2 separate regions of the Homo sapiens genome follow, and region 1 is linked to region 2. Evidence: chromatin loops called from intact Hi-C (ENCODE). Cell type or tissue: psoas muscle. All regions are shown on one strand. Links, peaks and the distances in the headings refer to the core of each region. The heading gives the core; the rest is flanking DNA.

The links. Peaks named below come from ENCODE experiments on the same cell type or tissue, not always from the same donor. Only the 100,000 strongest peaks of a DNase experiment are listed, where the experiment ranks them.
Region 1: a loop joins it to region 2, with 2.5 times the contacts of the local background. A loop is called at or near these places in 37 of 110 quality-filtered maps.

The regions. Positions count from the first base shown.
Region 1 is chr20:48,821,192-48,824,098 of GRCh38, reverse strand. The region is part of intron 1 of PREX1 (phosphatidylinositol-3,4,5-trisphosphate dependent Rac exchange factor 1); the gene reads left to right. Among named protein-coding and RNA genes, the nearest start is that of PREX1, 5.4 kb to the left of the region's middle. RefSeq lists an enhancer at 233-282. In psoas muscle, for the core only: no CTCF peak of the experiment used is centred there; no DNase peak of the experiment used is centred there; H3K27ac peaks cover 272 bases.
Region 2 is chr20:48,903,591-48,906,497 of GRCh38, reverse strand. No RefSeq gene overlaps it. Among named protein-coding and RNA genes, the nearest start is that of ARFGEF2, 17 kb to the left of the region's middle. In psoas muscle, for the core only: a CTCF peak has its summit at 1,269 (motif pointing right); a DNase peak (open chromatin) is centred at 1,271.

The sequences.
Region 1 (2,907 bases), core at 183-2,682, 82 kb after region 2:
GGCTATGTGGGGTACTCCCCGTGTGCTCTGGGCAGCGTTAGTCATGATGAAAACAATGACAGTCATTGCTGTGCAGGAACTGACTTTGATTCATCACTTGCCATTCTAAGCACTTTGCATGTGTCAACTCATTTAATTTTCTTTATGAAGGGGATGCTGTTTTTATCCCCATTGAGAGGTGAGGAAACTGAGGCAAAGTGAATCTAAGTGAGCTGCTCTGGGTCAGGTGGACAGCATTGCCAGGATTTGATCCTAGGCTGCCTGACCCCACAACTCATGTCCCCAGCCACTTGATAGACCGCCTTTGGCTGATCCAAGAAGGGCTTGGCACATGATTTATTAAGGTGGCAGAACTGGGATTTGAACCCAGGTCTGTGTGATGTTTCACCTCCGCCTGCGCTTCCTCCTGTTACTTGCCCTCTGTGACTCCCATTCTTTTCTCCACAGAATGGGAAGAACTGTGGACGGATAGAAATGGCAGGCTGCCGAGTTCTTGCTCTGGGCTCCGGGTCTGTTCATGGCACGAGGGTTGAGTGAGGCTCTGGAGTCATGCTGCTGGTGTTCAAATCCAGGCTTCTTCCACTTGGACTGTAGGTGACCTTGGGCTGATCACTGACTTGCTCTGTGCCTCAGTTTCCACATCTGTCCAACGGGCACAGTGTAGCACCTGCGTCACAGGGATGTGGTGAAGCTTGCCCCCCACTCCCCTAGAGGAGGCTGAGTAGACCTTGGGCCCACCTGCCAAGGGGAGGCACCTCAGGGGCAGGTGCCAGTAACTCCCATGATGGGGTGTGTCAGCTGGGCAGTGGTCGAAAGAGAAGAGAGGGCCTGGGTGGGTGGGCAGAGAGGCCGGTGGGTGGGAGTTGGTCAGCAGCTCCTCGAAGGTCTCCCCGTGGCTGAGGACAGAGAGCTATAGAGACACAGAGGGTCTGCCCGGAACCGACCAGGATGGGAGTCTCTGAGGAACAGGGATTGTGGGCAGAAAGCTCCCAGAATGCTTTCTGTGGTTCTGCTTTTTGGAGGGAGGAGACAAAAGTTTTTCTTCTCATTGGAGCTCCGCTTGCCAAACAAGAAACTGTGGTTTTTTGTTGTCACTATTTTTTTTTCTGTTTTAAAAGATTCTGTACTCCTAGTCTCACACTAGGGAGAAATGCCACGGGTGGTTGGGGTGGGGGCAGGTCTTTGATTTCACAGTCATTGAGGCAGAGGGACCTCCCCAGTAACTTGGGGGGATTTTCACGTGGTCCTCATATGAAAAGTAGGATGCTGAGAGGTATATGTAACACAGTTCTTTTGGAAAATAAACAATAACCATAATATACACGTGTGTTATATGTATAAGGTGACATTAGGTTGGAGAAAAGGATGGAAGGATGTGTATCTTTTACAGAAAGGCAACCAGGAAGATAAGGAAGTAAAATCCTGTTTATAATACCCTTTTCATATAAAATTATGCATATGTATGCGAATATATTTTTTAAGAAGCCGACAGGAAGAATTGTATTTTCAACATGGTTATTAGATTAATGCAACAGTAATAATGGTAACAATTTGCTAATATTTATATACTTGCAAGCCCTGTTTATAAGTTCCTTAAGCATTAACTCAAAAGTTGCAGGTATTCTTATGCTTCCTGTTTTACAAATGAAACAAAGACACAGAGAGGCCAAGTCAGTTTCCCAAGGTCACACAGCCTGACAGAACTGGCACTTGGACCCAGGTAATGCGGCTGCATGGCCCACATTCTTCACCACTATCCTGAATTGCACCAAAATGAGGCTGTGTTCATGAGCAAAATTACTGCCCCTGTGAGACCTCTGGGCTGCCCAGGTGGGCAAGAATTAAGTCAAAAAGTCCACCTTATTTCAGTTTTCAGATGCCGGAGAGCCTGGAACAGGCCACCTTGTGTTGGGCTCATCATCATCAGGAAGTCAGTGAAAATCTTTTGATGGTAAAAACTGAGTGTCAGCAGGATTTAGATGGGTTACATTTTTTTTAATGTATGGCAGACAGAGAGCTCTGTACAGATAAAACCATGAAGATATGAGACTGCTTTTCTCTGTGTGCAGGTATTTATGGAGCATCTGCTGTATATCCTGGGCAGTGTTCTGGGCCACGAGAATGAAGTCATCAACAGGTCGTTGTCCTTATAAGAAGGACAACCCTGTGGGGATTCTACAACTCATTCTTCAGACAAACCTTCTGGAAGCCTACCTACTTTTATTCTGGTGTTTGCCCTGGTAGCAATTTAACTGTCACTTTAAGAAGACGCGAATGGGGTTGGTGTCTCTGGCTTTTGAGACTTCAGGGCACCCCTTTCTTGGAGAGAAAGATACTCCTTTATCAGGCCAGAGAGCTGAAGACCTGTTGGGCTTGGGGCCACTCCCTTTAATAAAGAAACCCACATCCTATTTGCTTCACAGCCGCTCTCCCTTAAAGGTTTTGCAAGAGTTTAAGTGTTTGAAGCAGGTCATGCCTGGCTGCAGGAGAACCTGACCTCTCCAGATTTTTGGGGCTTTTCTTTTTTTCCAACAGACACAGGCATGCTGGCTAGAATACTGGAGGGAGGTGGGTGATAGGGTGGGCTGCCCCTCAAACCTGTGTGCTGTGTCCCACAGCATCATTCCCCAGACATGGGGCCAGGTCGGAGCTGATTCCTGCCCTGCGTTTCGGAGATCTTGAACAGAAGCCAGGTGGGTCATTCGGTCTGAATCTCCTTGTTTTGCAGGTGACATAAATTGCGTCCCCAGAGGGGAGGTGAGCACCAGTTAAGGGCAGTAGCCACTCAGTTTGTTAGAGTTCCATCCCCAGATACCTGGGAAGAGAGCTTGGTGGCCCACATCCTTTTCTGGGGATCTGTGTTTTAGCCAGGATCAAAAATCCCCCCGTTTTTTTTTAAGATGGAGT
Region 2 (2,907 bases), core at 128-2,627:
AAATAGACAGGAGGAGGGGAGACGGTGATATTTCCTCTGATCTAATCACCGTGTAATTCTTCAGCCCTGTCCTTGGCCTCAGGGACACTGCAGTGGGCAAAATGCCCAAGTCTTTACCCTCATCAAGCTTAATTTGTAGCGTGGGAAACAGATCATAAACACATAAACAAACGTGGGGGTGGTTAAAGCCTTATTATGTCATATTTTCAGTTTTTATCAGGAATTAGTTGTTGTGGCTGTTTTGAAATAAAGTCCACAAATTCGTTGACACTCTTCTCATTGAAAGGTGAGGTCTACATCCCCTCCCCTTGAAACTGGTTGGGCTTTGGAGAGTGTTGCTAACAGAATATGACAGAAGCGATGCTAGGTAGGCAGGGCCCAGTGACTCGCACCTGTAATCCCAGTGACTCGCACCTGTAATCCCAGTGGCTCGCACCTGTAATCCCAGTGACTCGCACCTGTAATCCCAGTGGTTTGCACCTGTAATCCCAGTGGTTTTGGAGACGGAGGTGGGACTGTTGCTTGAGCCCAGGAATTTGAGGTCTCAGAGAGCTCTGTCACCCACTGCACTCCAGCTTGGGTGACAGAGCAGACCCAAACTTTAAAAAAAAAAAAAGAAAAGAAAAGAAAAAAGAAATAAAGAAAAAAGGCCAGGCATGGTGGCTCACGCTTATAATCCCAGCACTTTGGGAGGCTGAGGTGGGCAGATCGCCTGAGGCCAGGAGTTGGAGACCAGCCTGGCCAACATGGTGAAACTCTGTCTCTACTAAAAATACAAAAATTAGCTGGGCGTGGTGGCATATGCCTGTAATCCCAGCTACTCCAGAGGCTGAGGCAGGAGAATCGCTTGACCCGGGAGGTGGAGGTTGCAGTGAGCCGAGATCACACCATTGTACTCCAACCCAGGTGACAGAATGAGATTCCGTCTCAGGAAAAAAAAAAAAAAAAGAAGAAGAAAAAGGCAAATTTAGACAGTTAAGGGCACAAGCCTCAGGGACTGCCTGAGTGTGAAGATGAGGGAGAGTAGGTGTCTAGTGTGACCCCCACGTTTCTTACTTGGGGAACAATGGGTGGTCAGGCCATTTACCAAGACAGAGAACGAGGAAAAGCTGGTTTCAGAAGAAGCATGTTAAAGATTCTAACTCCAAGATTACACCTTCCAATAAACATCCCTCTTAAGCAATGCTAGCTTCTGCAACACCTCTTAGATTATCTGACTTTTTTCATAAAAAGGAAAACTTTTGCACCGCTGCCAATGCAATTTCTATATTGGCCACCAGAGAGCACCAATGCTCGAGCAGTTCAACTAGACTCACCACCTGGTCCTGTTTTACACTTTAGAAAAAAAAAAAAAAAAAAAAAAAGCCGGGGGAAAGATTTTGGCTTCATCATCTTGTCTCAGAATCATTCTCGTGAGCTTCCCTGGCACCGGGATAAAATCTGATAGCTATGTCATGTGTGAAAAAGGTTTGGCTTATTGGATCCCTCAGTGCTAATTAGGAAAAAATCTCCTCCCTCACCACAATTTTCCATGTGTGCCTGAGCCCACCTCACGAAGTCCAGGGGACTTTCCTGATTTGTTTTGCATTGCTAGCCTTAGGCAAAACCCAGCACATTTTGCTTCTGATACATTTCCACTGCTGCCTCGTTTTCCCCACTGTCACCCGTGACCTCTGTGCTTCCCTCTCATTGCTGTGCTTCCAGCCCCGGGAACTTGCTCCTTCAGTTGCCTGATGGGAAAGCACAGAGGGTAGTTCCTTCCTAGAAGTGATTTCAGCCCCATTGCCTCCCATCCCCTCGCCTCTCATTCTCCAAGGACATTCAGCAGCTTGTGGGGGGCGGGGTATCAGAGCCTCACAGACCAAAGCCTGGTGTCTGCTGCCCTAGGTCTTTCTCTCTCTCTTTCTTTCTTTCTTTTCTTTCTTTCTCTTCTTTCTTTCTCTCTCTCTCTCTCTCTCTTTCTTTCTTGCTCTGTCGCCCAGGCTGGAGTGCAGTGGCAGTGGCGCCTTCTCGGCTCACTGCAACCTCCGCCTCCCGGGTTCAGGTGATTCTCCTGCCTCAGCCTCCCGAATAGCTGGGACTAAAGGAACGTGCCACCACACCCAGCTAATTTTTTGTATTTTTAGTGGAGATGAGGTTTCACCGTGTTAGCCAGGATGGTCTTGAGCTCCTGACCTCGTGATCCTCCCACTTTGGCCTCCCCATGTGCTGGGATTACAGGCATGAACCACTGTGCCTGGCCCTTTTTTTTTTTTTTTTTGAGATAGATTCTTGCTCTGTCGCCCAGGCTGGAGTGCAGAGGCACGATCATGACTCACTGCAGCCTCCACCTCTCGGGTTCAAGCAATTCTCCTGCCTTAGCCTCCCCAGTAGCTGGGATTACAGGCGCCCACCACCATGCCCAACTAATTTTTTTTGGTATTTTTAGTAGAGACGGGGTTTCGCCATGTCGGCCAGGCTGGTGTCAAACACCTGACCTCAGCTGGTCTGCCCACCTTGGCCTCCCAAAGTGCTAGCATTACCGGCGTGAGCCACCGCGCCTGACCTGCCCTAGGTATTTCTTTCTGTTGTTCTTCTAGATGACTCTAGGACCCCTGACCTCCTGGGGGGCCACTGCTTCCCCTCTAAACCCGCTCCCATGGCAGGCGATTTAGGGCCAACTCCCAAGCCAGATCCCACCAAGGGTGATGGTTCCCAGAGTCCCCTGGGCCCAGCGGCAGAGGGGACCAAAACTACCCACTGTTGTCATTAATGCACCACCTGGAAGTCATTATTTGGCAATAGAATCTCTCTATTCCTGAAGGTACCAAGGCCGTAGGAATTACAGATTCTCTCTGGTCTGGTAAACATTATCTCCCAGACTTGTGGCTGCATAGAATTCATCTCAGCCTGCTGAGATCATTGCTA